Linked DNA regions of Homo sapiens: region 2 is linked to region 1. Evidence: chromatin contacts called from ENCODE Hi-C or POLR2A ChIA-PET data. All regions are on one chromosome and are shown on one strand. Each heading gives the region's core, a stretch centred on a gene start or an enhancer-like site at or near the end of the contact. The rest is flanking DNA. Distances are from core to core; before and after follow the strand shown.

What was found. Hi-C counts contacts between places; a loop is a spot of excess contacts on that map. ChIA-PET counts read pairs that join two places held with the same protein, here RNA polymerase II (POLR2A). Pooled maps may share reads with other maps.
Region 2: a loop to region 1 is called in a map with no recorded cell type, with 11 times the contacts of the local background. The contact joins two enhancer-like sites. A Hi-C loop is called at or near these places in 29 of 37 single-sample maps with no recorded cell type and 6 of 50 pooled maps. POLR2A ChIA-PET finds 5 or more read pairs at or near these places in 3 of 52 experiments (BJ, OCI-LY7 and naive thymus-derived CD4-positive, alpha-beta T cell).

What each region holds. Positions count from the first base shown.
Region 1 is chr6:139,924,352-139,931,325 of GRCh38, forward strand. No RefSeq gene overlaps it. Among named protein-coding and RNA genes, the nearest start is that of LINC02941, 48 kb to the right of the region's middle. Within about 2 kb of position 2,565, at least 5 of the 41 ENCODE cell types and tissues checked have a DNase peak (open chromatin) inside an H3K27ac peak, as active enhancers do.
Region 2 is chr6:139,877,934-139,885,513 of GRCh38, forward strand. No RefSeq gene overlaps it. Among named protein-coding and RNA genes, the nearest start is that of LINC02941, 95 kb to the right of the region's middle. RefSeq lists an enhancer at 6,266-6,806. Within about 2 kb of position 3,943, at least 6 of the 41 ENCODE cell types and tissues checked have a DNase peak (open chromatin) inside an H3K27ac peak, as active enhancers do.

The sequences.
Region 1 (6,974 bases), core at 1,315-3,814:
GAGTTTAGACGCTTGAGGGAAGAGGAAAAAGAGAGTTGGGGCAGGGAAGAGGTTGCAACTGGATGTACTTTGACATCAATTTTTAAAAACCCTAAACCAATCAAGCATTGTAAAAGTCCATACCTCATCTCACCAAAAATCTATTACTCTGAAATCTACTATTGTTTTTCTTCTGAAATATATTACTGCCATCTCCCTCCTCCCTCCCTCCCTCCCTCCCTCCCTCCCTCTCTCCCTCTCTTTCTCTCTTTCTTTCTCACTTTCTTTTCTTCCTTCCTTCCTTTCTTCCTTCCTTCCTTTCTTCCTTTCTTCCTTTCTTCCTTTCTTCCTTTCTTTCTTTCTTTCTTTCTCTCTTTCTCTCTTTCTCTCTTTCTCTCTTTCTCTCTTTCTTTCTTTCCTTTCTTTCTTTCTTTCTGACAGAGTCTCACTCTGTCACCCAGGCTGGAGTGCATGGCACAATCTCGGCTCACAGCAACCTCTGCCTCCTGGGTTCAAGCAATTCTCTGCCTCAGTAGCTGGGATTACAGGCAACCACCACCATGCCCGGCTATTTTTTTATTTTTATTTTTAGTAGAGACAGGGTTTCACCATCTTAGCCAGGCTGGTCTTGAACTCCTGACCTCATGATCCACCTGTCTTGGCCTTCCAAAGTGCTGGTATTACAGGCATGAGCCACCGCGCCCAACCTCTTTTCTTTTTTGAATAACTGTACCTACCTTTTTTCTTATCTGTGTTTCCAAATTATGGCTCTTACCTCATATGAGGTCTTATATCTCTCTCTTTTTTTTTTTTTTTTTTTTTTGAGACAGACTCTCGCTCTGTCGCCCAGGCAGTAGTGCAGTGACGCAACCTCGGCTCAGTGCAATCTTCATCTCCCGGATTCAAGTGATTCTCCTGCCTCAGCCTCCTGAGTAGCTGGGATTATAGGCATGCGCCACCTCACCCAGCTAATTTTTGTATTTATAGTAGAGACGAGGTTTCCCCATGTTGACCAGACTGGTCTCGAACTCCTGACCTCAAGTGATCCACCCGCCTCGGCCTCCCAAAGTGCTGGGATTACAGGCATGAGTCACTGCGCCCGGCCAAGGTCTTATATCTCTTTATTTTTTTCTTTTTCTCTATAATTTCCTACATGTTAATAACTCCTCTCATCACTGTGAAGCCTGCAATGTCCTTCATGTTCCCATCCAGTGAGGAGTCCAGTTTCCTTTTGACTATATCATGCTTTAGGAGGGATGCCCTTGAATGTTTTTTGAATGCGTTTGTCCTTAAATCACTGTTGACTATAAATATATATTTATATATATACACACACAAATAGCCAAAGGAAGATATCGTTTAAGTCTGAGACCAAAACTAGGCAAGGTTTTCTGTCTTTATTTTGTATTTTTGTACGCATTACAGTGTTAGACAGCTTTTAATTAGCCTCGCTGAGTAAAACTGCTGCTGATGGATTTTTCTTTGTGGGTGGGGGTGGATGCTCAGTTTTCTACCCTGATTACTAATTATTATTGTCTTTGCCTTTCAAATCAAATCATAGTTTTGAAATCACAGAGCTCGATTTAACTGCAGCCTGATGACTCTATAATAATTTTGAGGAATATTGTGCAAGATTCTACTTTCCCTGATTTCTATTTGTTATGAGCTCATATTTATGAATGGAAGTGTGCAGTCCAGTCTGATCTATGGCTTGTTACAAATGTGGAATATGTATGCGTTGCTGTTTCTGCCTTCTTTGCAACACACCACCACCGTGATTCATGTGTAAACAGGAGGCCGCTTCTCCTCAGTCCTTCCCTTCCATCTTGTCCATGTGCTTCACAATTACAGCCAGTTGAGGAGGCGAAGTACACAGAGGCCACTGAGTTATTTTACATGCTGTGGGCTGCCAGCACATTGTGAATCCCTAGGGATCCCCGAAGCCCATTACCAACCCAGTGAATCACTCTGTTTGCTTTTCCGCAAAAAAGAAATGTGCAGCTGCGTACTTCTGCCACGGACTTTGGAATTTTGTTCCCTCTTCCATCTGCGTTTTGTGTAAAGAAATTCTGCCGGAATAATTACTTGTCTGTCCCCTTTGCTCATTCCCAACATAATCATTCTTCAACCTTCTGTTTCCAATTAGTTCTTATCTCAAATGGCTTATTGGCATCAATCTGTTCTCAGCATCACCAAAGTGCACAAAACTACCCTGAAACATAGGGGAATCTAGATAAGGCTGAGGCTCACCCATCAATCCAGTGGAGTCTCCTCATTTCACCCCAGTGCCTTCCTTTTCTCAGGAAACCTGAGACAGGAGATGGTGTTGAGACAGGCTGTTGATATAGCACATTTTGGAGCAAAATGACATCCATGAATATTGCAGGTACTGTGCAAGGTCTGCGAACATAGCCATTGTTGGACATCTGGTGTCAAAAAGAACTGTTTCAAAACAAGGTCACAGTGTTAAATCATGGTGTAGACAGCTTCTGAGCAGTGTCCACTGCTGGAGAGGGTAACCGAGACCTGTTTGTCAATGGTTGCACTCTAAGTCTTGGTAGTCACTTTGATCTGCAAACTGTTTTGCCACAGGATCATGACTAAAAGTGGGCTGAAAGAACTCTGCTGCCTTTATTAGTCAGCTAGGCATAAAGAGAGAGTGGTAATAGGGTCAGGCAAGAAAAACAGCACTTTCGAAAAGGCTAGTGAACTTGGCATGGCATGAACAAGCCCAAGGACACATGTTTGATAAACATGTAGTTACCTATGCTCAGACAAAAGAGGCTTTAGAACTTATACATCCAAAGTTCCTTTTTTTCTTCTTTTCCAAAGAAACTGACATCGAAGGGCATTAAATGGCTTTTCCAAAATCATAACTAATTAATGGTAGAAGTTGAATTCCAATCTTTTTAACTCCTAGTAAAGTGCTCTTTCTAACAAGCTGCACTGCCAAGACCATGTCTGGAATAACTCATTTAAAGCACAGGTCAAAACTGCTCTTTTTATTCCATGAGCATGTGGATTTCCCTCTCTTAGTCATTGCTTAGTTCTAGGACCACGGCCAATACTTGCCACATAGGAGACATTCAATAAATCTATATTTTCTGGAAGAATGGAGAAATGAATAGAACTACATTAAGGCACTAGCAGGCATTGAGTGCCTCCTATGGGCCAGACACATTTCATACAGTGTTTCATTTGCACCCCCATCTTGGGAATGGGTCCCTGGGACAAATCCCTCTTCCTGGGGTCTAAACTCTTCCAAGGAGAAGCCATTTTGTAATGAGATTTTTATCTGGACGCAAAATCAGCCCCTAAGGAATTTGAAAGTTGTATGCTTTAGGTATAGAATTACTGGAGGCAATTGACTATGCCGCCACAGTTTAATTTCAGATTCACTGTAAATGTGGGATTGGATTTTATCTATCATTTTAAAAGATCTCTTTGGGTGGGGTTGCCCTGTCTTGCTGGCACCCCTTGAAAAACCCCACCCTTGAGCACTCCCTCACTCTAGATGTGATGAGGCTCCCCACCCCCACCTCCCCATCTCTCCTTGCCTCAGAGGAGTCAGGCTGCACTCAGCCCCATTGGACCTATAGTACTGGCTGGGGCTTACTTGCAGCCTTTCTCTGGGACATACTGGACCACAGCACACACATTTTGCCTGGCAGCCTGTTCATGTCCCTCTGAGGATCCCTGATAGTTCTGTTTTTCTTCTGGCTTGCTAGAAGGGAAAAGGGTTTCTAAGGGTAAGTGGCTGTCAAGATAACACCCCAGTCCTCCTTTGCCATTGGTGTGTCTCATGCCTGAAGTGGTAGAGATGTACACCCCTTAACATCCCTGGCTAACTGAAATTCTTTCCCTTTCCTTATCTCCTCAGTGTTGGAGGAAAAAGTTGCCATTGAAACTCACTTGAGCTTTCATTCATACTCTGGTCAGTTCCTGTATAATGGTACTTTCGTGTACAGGGGAAGAAAAAGTTCTTTTACTTCCACTAAGAAAGAAAAATTGACTTTAAAGTAGGAGATAGTTGTTATCAACCCTATTTACATATGAAGAAACCAAGGTTTGAAGATGTTTCTATGTGTGCATGTGTGTCTCAAGATTCTCAACTAATTGATAGGAGAAAACAGAGTTAAAATACAAGTTGGTCTAATTCAGAAACCCAAATTATTTCTGTGACACCAACCTTTACATGAGAGAAGATAAACAGATATGAGAGTCAATACAGTCCCATTCTTGCAGATAATATACAAAATAAAAGAAAATCAATAGTTGATTTGCAGAATTATAGCTCTTCCCACTCATACAATTACCAGAGAGAAAGAGAGAGAGAAATGCAGTTTTTATCCATATTAAAACACACACATACACACACTCAAAACCGGCAAAATTTCATGATCAGTTCATTGCAAAGTGTGATTCTCCTAGGATGCCGTCAGCTTTCTTTGATTTTCTTTACATTTTGAGGCTCTACCACTGGTAAAAAGTGAGCTAATTGTGTCAAATGGTGGTTTATTAAAAGAAGTTATTGTTAATTCAGTGCCATAGAGAAATCAATGGATTTCACACATTGCCAAAGCTCCTGTATCAGTTGATGTGCCACCTTTTCATTTATGTAAAAATTTAACTTCACAAAAATTATCATGGAAATATTAAGTTTTCTTTCATAAATTGCTGTAGATAGTTTTCATGAAATCTCTTCATCTAAACTTACTAAAAAAAAATATTTTGGTCCTCTACAGGTATGGACAGAATAAAACCCACGATTTATATGGTTCACATATTAGCCAAAGCAAGAGGTATGTTTGCAACCTAAGCTACTTATAAAAACAAACAAAGCTGCTTAGTTTTTCCTCTTATTTGCATATGCATTTATTTTTATATAGTTTTTGGTATTAAGAGGCCACAAACCCTTTAGCAAACAGTTTGTGGAATGAACTGGAGTCTCTGCTTCCTTGTAAAGAAAGGAGGACCCGGCCGGGCGCGGTGGCTCACGCTGTATTCCCAGCACTTTGGGAGGCCGAGGCGGGTGGATCGCGAGGTCAGGAGATCAAGACTCATTCTGGCTAACACGGTGAAACCCCCGTCTCTACTAAAAATACAAAAAATTAGCCGGGTGCGGTGGCAGGCGCCCGTAGTCCCAGCTACTCGGGAGGCTGAGGCAGGAGAATGGCGTGAACCCGGGAGGCGGAGCTTGGAGTGAGCCAAGATCGCGCCACTGCACTCCAGCCTGGGCAAAACAGCAAGACTCCGTCTCAAAAAAAATAAATAAATAAAAGAAAGGAGGACCTAGTTCTGAAGATTGGATTATAATATTCGAAATGCTTAATAGCTATGGCTTATTGATTGATTGATTGACTATTTTGCACACAAGGTTTCAGGCACAGTACATTCACCATATGACCTCCCAACCTCCAGACAGCCTCCAGGGGAAATATTATTATCACTATTTTACAGATGAGGAAACTGAAGCTAACAAAGTTTGAAGCACTTGTCTAAGCTCCTTCTTTAATATTTGTCAGAGCTGAGATTCAAACCCAACAATAACCACAAAGCTCTTGCAATGTCCAGCTTCATTTAATATTGTAAAGGATAGTTTCAAATTTCAAGCTAATAGTTTGATAAGTGATAGGTAACCAACTCGCCTTTACAGGTTGCACAGCTAACTCTTGTCTTTCTTCTTGGCAAGTTATAGAGCTTTGGAATACAATTTTAATGCTTTAAAGATCTCCGTGAAGCCGGTTAAACACATCAGTCAAGGAAGTGTTTAAGTTACACACATATCAGCGTACACCGCTATATGGGGCGGAATTTGACACTTTGGCCTTGCTCTTATTCAAAATACAAAGCTATTTTTCTCAAGAAACGCAAAACGAAATAAAACAGACCACTTTTTTCTCATGTCTACAGACCACTTCATGTGTATATGATTTGACTGTTCAATATGGCAAACATATGATAATTTATTCAATTATAATAATATACCAACTTTGTTATCTATGTGTCTGGTGGCATGATTAACGACCTAGTGTATCTGAATTATCTACCAATTAACTTTCATTAGAAGCTCAGAGGAGACGCTGATATTCCCACAATATATTCTGAAAGTATTATTTATTCAGTTTAGATATTGTTTAAGCATAAGCTTGTATTAGGCCATGTTGCAGAAACATGCAGATCTGTGTCTTCTCTTTCTTCCAACCTCTCCTTTCTCTCTTCATTTTCCAACTTTACTTCCCACGTTGCCTTTATAGAACTACAATTTTTAATGTGCTTGGCTTCAGTGTCAGAGCAATATGAGGAATAGCCATGTGGAACGTATCTATATTGCTTGTAAAATTGCTATGGGGGACATTATGGAGCTCCCTGTCCCTTACATAAAGATCATTTTGACAAATTCTTCTTCGAACTCAGGGATAGGAAAGTTTATCTTTGTTGATGAACTGGTGTGCTTTCTGTTCATAGAAAATGATGGCTCTGTAATCCATCATGTTGTCTCTGCTTCGGCTGTTAGGAAATGATGAACTAGAACTTGGCCCAATCACAGCAATGTTCCTCAGGTAGGATTTCCTGTGTATGTTCATTCACTGGTTTTTCCTTTTAGAATTTATTTTTATTCATTATTTTGTTGTAACAGTTGCTATATTTATGCATTTTACAAATATGTCACTGCTTATCCTTTTTGGGATTAGGTTAGGGTACAAATGACTTAACAGAAGTATATGTGTTCGTAGTTGTGTTTGTACACGAGGCAGGGGAAAGAGAGAGACGTACATTTTTCTAAGATTCACGAAGTCTATTTTATTGCTTTTCACCATATCATCTTCATCAAATTATTCAGACTCCATGGTGAGCATAACATTGTGCTAGATATATGCAGAAGAAAATAGAACAAAAACTGAGTTTGTGAGGTGAAAGGCCATGAGAACACATTTCCTCTCAAAACTGCACAAATTCTGCTTAAAAATTCAAGGCTTTTTACTAGCTATATG
Region 2 (7,580 bases), core at 2,693-5,192, 45 kb before region 1:
AACCCCGGCAGAAGGTAGGACATGAGTGAGCAAGTATAGGACTGGGCACCAGGAGGAGCAAGCTCCATGAGGGGCCCACAGTCAGACCAGGTATGAGCGAGCTAGTGCGGGACCTGGCTGGCTGCTCCAGCTGCTGGTGGGAGCAAGCTCCATGCAAGGCCCAGGTGTGGTTGCCCACAACCCTGAAACCCTGGAGGTGATGTTACAGTGCTCCCTTAGTTATGCAGTCCGATGGACGGCTGTGTGTTAACAACTCAGTTGGACCCTGCCTCATCCTGTGGAATGGCTGCCCTCCACTGGCAAGGGCAAAGGGCCAGTGTGACAGCCTTTCTGGGTACCTGCATTGGGTGGGTCCCAAGCACTTTTCTGGCGTTCAAGAAGACTGAGGTCACGTGGACACTTGAAGGAAGGTGAAGGTAGAGATTTTTACTGAGTGGTAGGAATGGCTCTCAGTAGAGAGGGGAGCTGGAGATGGGATGAGAAAGGCAGATAGTTCTCCCTTAAGTCTGGCTGTCTCTTCCCTGAAGTCAAGCTGTCTCTTCTTCCCCAAAGTCTGGCCGTCTTCCTTCTGAAGTCAAGCCATCTCTCTCTCTCCTACCTACTGAGCCTGGGATCTTTATAGGCATAGGATGGAGGGTTGGGGCAGACTGCAGGTAGTTTTGGAAGAGGCAACATTCGATTGCTAAAAAGGCGTTAAGAAAGAACCAACTGGGAGAGAGTGGGCAAACAGGAATAGAAGTTCTCACTTTGGGCTGTGGGTTTCAGGCTACTTTGGCTTGAAGGTGGTGTTTCACTGGGGACCCATGCCTGTCTGTCTAGAATTTCTCTGACTCCTGCCTGTATCAAAGGCTTATTAGACAATGATGATGCTGGCCATCTACTTAGCAGTATTTGAGAGGCTCCAAGAAAATTCTTCCAAATTTCCAACAGCCCACAGGCAAATGCCCTATACTCCATCATTAGTTGGTCTAATCTTTCTGCAAATTCTTGCCTGAAGGAATATATTAAGTCATAAATTACCTAGTGGGAATTCATTTTGTTAAAGCAGATTATATTCTCTGAAGCAGGGATGTTGGATCAATCAAGTCTTGGGCACTTGGAAAGTGAAGGAACCCTGGGAGAGTGACTGTGTTGAAGAAATGACAGGATGAAGAGCAAAGACAATTTTGAAAATTTTGAACCTCTATAGTGACTTCACTATCTGTGACTTCTTTTCATTTTTCTTTTCTTTTCTTTTTTTCTTTTTTTTTTTTTTTTGAGACAGAGTCTCACTCTGTTGCCAGGCTGGAGTGCAGTTGTGTGATCTTGGCTCACTGCAACCTCTGCCTCCCAGGTTCAAGCGATTCTCCTGCTTCAGCCTCCTGAGTAGCTGGGATTACAGGCACGTGCCACCATGCCCAGCTAATTTTTGTATTTTTTAGTAGAGACGGGGTTTCACAATGTTGGCCAGGATGGTCTCGATCTCTTGACCTTGTTATCTGCCCGCCTCAGCCTCCCAAAGCGCTGGGATTACAGGTGTGCGCCACCGCACCCGGCCATTATCTGTGACTTCTTACCCAATTCCTGTAAACCAGTATTACTGAGTCTTCAAAGAAAGAGTACCCTATGAAGGAGGCAGGTTGAGGTAGGGCGCCAGAGAATCGAAGAATGGGCATTTTCGTAGACCATTAAGTGCAATTAGATAAGAACAGATAAATCTGAACATTTCTAACAAATTCTAACATGCAATCATGCAAATGTATGTTAGAAAAAAAATCTAGGTAACATGCCTTTGAGTATTATCACCTTCCAGAAGATGCAGGTGGGCTTGGGAGAACACTGGGGCAGGCTAAGTCACACAGCCTAATTTCTTTCTAAGTCCACTTGAATACTTACTTAGCATCCTTTGCATATAAAGTCCAAGTAAAATTCATTTAGTTTCTGTATTGCCACTTTGTCATTAAATCTCTCTTTTGGGTCAAATTTTTCTCTCAGATTTGCAGCCACTGCTTCTCTTGACCTCCATAAAGCAGGAAATGTCCATGTACTGCCAAGTTTTCAGAGTCCTCGCTGCCCATAGCAATCAAATGAGATGATTGCCTCAGTCCTAAGCATTGGTCTCAGAGAAGGGTAGAGCATACTTTGAACCGGAAAACCAAACCAAACAAAAACAAACAGCCACGTGAGGTATGTGAGATGTCAGTTTCTCTTTGGAGAAATGTAAGATAGAAATCTGACTGTAAAGCTCTATCTTTGAATGAAGGTTTCTGCGACTTGCTTTTAGGGTCACACTGTCCCTTCCTTGGACTACTGGGAATCATAGCCCTAGCAAACTCAGTTTTCCCTGATCTGGTGATAAAGGACGCAAATTAAAATTGCATTAAGTTCTTTTTGATTCTCCAAAGTTACTTCAAAATAGTTTGTAAATAACAAAGCTATTTTTTAAAACACCCCCTTCAAACCAATTACAAACTATTTTGAATAGCTTGAATATTTGCTTCAAATGATGTTCAGGATGTTTTACAACACCTGGAGGACAGCGCTATACTTGAGAGTTGACTACCTTAAATTGGCTTTTTCAAGCAATTCTTTACGTGACTTGTCTGCTGTGCTTGCCCACACGTAGTAGCTTCTGAATTGTTGCTTTAACCACATTGACTGATTTAACAAAAGAGTTAAAACATCATTTAATTCTGTTGTATATTTCAGTTAATTCTGAGTTTTTCCAACTAAAACAGAATGGGTGGTTGAGTATTTTTCTTTTGCAGATTAGTGCCCAACCTTAAAATTTACAGAGATTCACTGGATTGACTTGGAAGACCACCAGTAATCTCAGAAGTGGCTAAATAACCGGGACAAAAGCATTTACCCAGAAGTGGCTAAATAACTGAGACAAAAGCATTTATGCCTTAGACATGTTTACAGGATGATGGGTCTATGCTGTTTTTTTTTTTTATTTCCTGCCCCCTTTCTAGGAAAATGCAAAAAGTGCTTTTCTTTACACCATTGGACAAATTACTTCAGGATAAATTGAATCCTGTTTACAGTCCAGTAGTTTTATGTAATCAGTTTTTTAAAACCTGAGTTTCAAACAGAAACGCCTCAATCATGTCAAAAACCTGAGTAGTTCTAAGAGTCCTCCTTCTTCTAAATGGTACAGCTGTAAAGAGCAGTGTGACTTTTGTGGGTCCAAGCTCGGGCTCTACTCTTTACTCAAATGTGGTCTTGAACAAGTCCCTAACACTCTCTCAATGTCAAGCCTTCATTGGGCATAATTATATTTACCTTGGTTTTTTGTTTGTTTGTTTTCTGAAAGTCAAATGGCACAATATGAATGTACTCTGTATATTTCAAATGTTAAAAACATTGAGTTGTGGTTTTAGTAATTCTTCTCTTCTTCATAAAGTGGTCAACACCATCACCAATGAGCAATCCTCTTTGTGAGCTTTATTGTATCGGCAATAAGCTGAATGATGGCAAAAGGAGGACAAAGAGGGCTGTCAAATGAGACAAAGGGAACAGTGAGGGCACGGGAAGAAAGACTGGCATATGGTGTGGAGGGGGAGGGGCAAGGCACGAAGATACCGGTCAGTGGAAGAAACACACACATGCACACACCATGCTTCTCCACAAGTAGCTTTTATGTGTTAAAAAAAAAAAAGTGGATAGTAGGGTTAAAATGTCTCTGATCTTTTTTGCCAAATCTTGCCCTATAAAACCAATTGTCAATTTCAAATTGACAGCTGCAGCCCTGACTGCTTAAACAAATGTAACCTCTGTCTCATTTTGCCAGTAAAAAGAAGTCTTTAAATGATATCTTTTAGATTTGTTCTTAGGCCTTTACATGTAACTATCTGTAAAAAAATCTGTAAATCCATCAAATGCAAGGTTTCAGGTGGTGCTCTGGCATGCTGGATGTGTAAGCAGTTCTGGAAATGCCCTCCAGGTGGCATTATCAATAAATTTTTCAGCCTCCAAGTATGGTCCTAGGTCTATTTGAGATTCTGGTTAAAATGCAGATTCCTGAGACCCACTTCAAACTGACCAAATCAATGCCAGTTTGGGTAGCACCTGGGCATCTGCATGCTGTATGAGATTAGTTTAGGGGATTGCTACTCACACGCCAGAGTGAAGATCCCTGATCTGGTCAACATAGGCACCAGCTACAGGGCCCTGGGACCAGATCAGCCTCAGCTGCAGCAGCACCAGGCTGCCTGGGAAGCCCAGCGCTCCTGGGTGGTTGGTAAAGAGTCTTTTCCCTGGAGGAAAGGTAAAGAGTTCTCAGCCCCTCATCTTCCTCAGTCCCTTCTGAATTAAAAGATTGGAGACACTCCATAGGCAGGTTCCTCTCTTGTTTCTTTGCCTTTTATTTATAATCTCGAACGTCACTCGAACCTTTCTGTGTCAGCTTGCTGTTTTAGTTTTGGTTATGATTGGTGAGTCACAGAAAACACAAGCCATTTTTATCTGCAACTAGGACTACTCTCTGTGCATTTGGGCTAAAGGAATCCCTTTTCACCATTTAGGAGGAATGCTGAAGAGAAAGAAAACTTGATATTTAGCGCAGGGGCTAGTGTCATGCATCAATATCTACATCAAAAGACCAGAGGCTTCGGGCCCTCCCCCGCTCACTGTCTGCAGCCTTCACAAGCCTCAGCCAAAGGAAATGGGAGGAAGTGTATTTTTCATAGGAATTAACTCTTGCAGCCAAACAGGCAAATCAGGTGGCTTTAGATTCTTTACCTCATAAATGGCTATGTTGTGCTTTCCTTGTCCAGACTGGCGTTCTGTTTTGTTATAACTTTGCAAATTCAATGAATAGCTTGTAGGTGGGAGGGAAAGAAAAAGCCCATGGAATCTTTATTGCTTTATTTTTAAAAAAAATCCATGGAGTAAGAGAAAGAATGTGACTGCATTTTTATTTATGGTCAATAAGCCCAGATGAATATGTGGTAAAAGTTGTGCAGACTGTCACAAAGCAAATCACCATGTCACAAGAAATATTATTAAATTCTATAATTTCCTTTTCTGAAAGTAGTTCCTCTGTATGGAGTTGGAGAAAGAAAATTACATTCAATATTCACCTTAACTGAAAAGCAGCTGAGTGTGGTGGCTGGTATCCTATAAATAGCAGATCTGTGACCTCATTCCTGTTCTCTCTCTGCCTAGCTGTTTCCAGTTGCAAGTAGAATAGAAAATTGTCAATCATCTGGGCATATAGGCCAGCTTATTTGGATAAATCTGACCCAGTCCTTGTTTTTCGTTAGTGATGCAGGTACTGTACCTCTATTTAAGCAAAAGCCTTCTATGCTCTGTGTTTGTTGCTTTTTGCCTGCACTGCCCAGGTAATTGCAGTTATGTGGAATTGGCCTAACGTGACCTTGGAAAACTGCTTAACCTTTTGGAGCCTCAGGTTATTCATCTGTAAAGTGAATATTGTAGCTGCCTCTTGCTCATTTCAATGGAATGCTTTGAGAATTGATTTGATAGTGTGCATAAAGCAAGTTGACCTCCTCAAAAAGGAATACAATGTATGATTTTATTTCTGGTCTCAAAGCTAGCAGGCCAGGCCTCTCCAGTACAACGTGGTCATTATCTGTGTTTTTGGACTGCCTGGAGAGGAAATTCACACCATTCAGGGCAAAACAATCCACTCCAGTTTCTAAATGGTGGGGATTGTCTATCTATGGAACACAAATTCAACAGATGGTTGCCAACCTTCCACTTGATTTTGTGGCCCTTTAAACTGTGTTCATTAAAACTTCAACTTGCAGACAACTTTATAGAGACTTGGAGGGATGTATGAATGACAGTTTTTGATATAAAGGATATAGCCCATATGAGACATGAATGTCTCTGATTCTCAGAAGACGTTGTTAAATTAACATGTAAAACAGCAAACAAATACTCTATCAGTAACTAAAAGTGCATGAATTGTTTCCCACATGTTTGTGAATATCCTGCTGATGTCAACACTTTGGAACTTCACTAACAAGTATGTTTTGAAGAATTTGAGTACGACCATGTTTCATGTTTAATTTCAAGTTCCTTTTTTTCAGAAGGCGGAACACAAACTCGAACCAAGGTTTTGGGGAAACAGAGACTGAATCTGTTTCTGTTTTTGTTTTATAAACTTTACAGAGATATATAATGCCATAGCACTTTTTATTTAAGGCTGGCAGAATTTGTTTATTCTCCTTTTCTCGTGTGGGCATGCATTCATACATGTATTTACTATTTAGCCTGTGGAGTTTTTATTTATTTAGCAAATGCCTTGTTTTATTGAACATTTTGGCTATTTTCTTGGACCATTTTGTTGCAAGAAATAAATGTGATACTTTAAATGATTTCTTTCTTTTTCTATCAACTTGGGAGCCAAAATAAAATTGACATTCTCAGAAAACAAAGGTGCTGTAGAACTCGAAAACATTTACCCTGAAATAAAAATTTGTATTTACTTAGAGCTCAGTTTCTGTTGAAAAACAAACATCATAGACCCTCAGAAAAAGAAGAGAAGCCCCCTGCTGACACATTCTCTTATTGATTGATGATGTTGTCTTGGCAGAGCAGCTTCAGAAATGCAATCAGGGAACAAATGGGCCTGGTTTTATTCAATAAAATACCCTCTTAAAAAAAGAAAAGAAATCTTAAAATTCAAAGAATTGTATTTGAAACTGGTGAAATATAATTCTGTGAGTTTATTCTTTGAAAAATAAAGAAAATGGGATTGTTCTTTGGCCTTATTCCTATGACATAAATCTGATTTGAAGGACACTGGGCCATACCATAAAGTGTAACATTGTTCAAGAGATACGCATAAATGAGAGCATGGTTCCTCAGTTTCCTACTGTATCTGCCCCTTCTGAGTCAATCAAGCCTAGCACCGGCCTGAGCTGAGAACTATATACTACTGAAGGGGCCACTGAGATAGGTATACAAGGCTAAGCATAGCCAAGGTTTATGAAACATTCACAGTGGGCCAGCTACAGTGCGTTATAGGTGTTAAATTATCCTCTGACTGGCCTATTACAATAGACTTCATTACACAGATGAGGAAATGGTACAGAGGGGTTAAGTCACCAGTCAAAGATCACACAGCTAGGGAAGATCAGATCCGGGATTTGAACTTCAGTAGACTGATTCTAGAGTTCATCTCTTCACTGTTAGACTTACACCACCACCTCTCTTAATTAAAATAATAAATAAATGAACCCTTAATACATTGAAAACTTTTAGTACAGAAATAATTTCTGAATTGTCATGTTTCCATTCTCTAGTTTTAGGCATTCTTTAATTATTTTTTGCTATCTATTTCTCCAATGGGTTATATCTATTACTTTACTATATAATGCCTTTGAATCCGTATGTAAGAATTTAACTTAGCTCATAAGTTGCTTTTTTGCTGCTGTAGAAGTTTATAAAATTATTTCCAATGTAAATCTGTCCTCTGTTTAGTTTTCACTTTTTTTCTGTCCTAAATAAAAATGTATGTCTTACATTTTTCAAATTATAATTTTAACATTTTATATTCACATCTGTGTTTTCCTCTGTAGTCTAATGTTTTGTGTGTTTTGGAGGTCATAGGGATTGGTGTCTTTTTA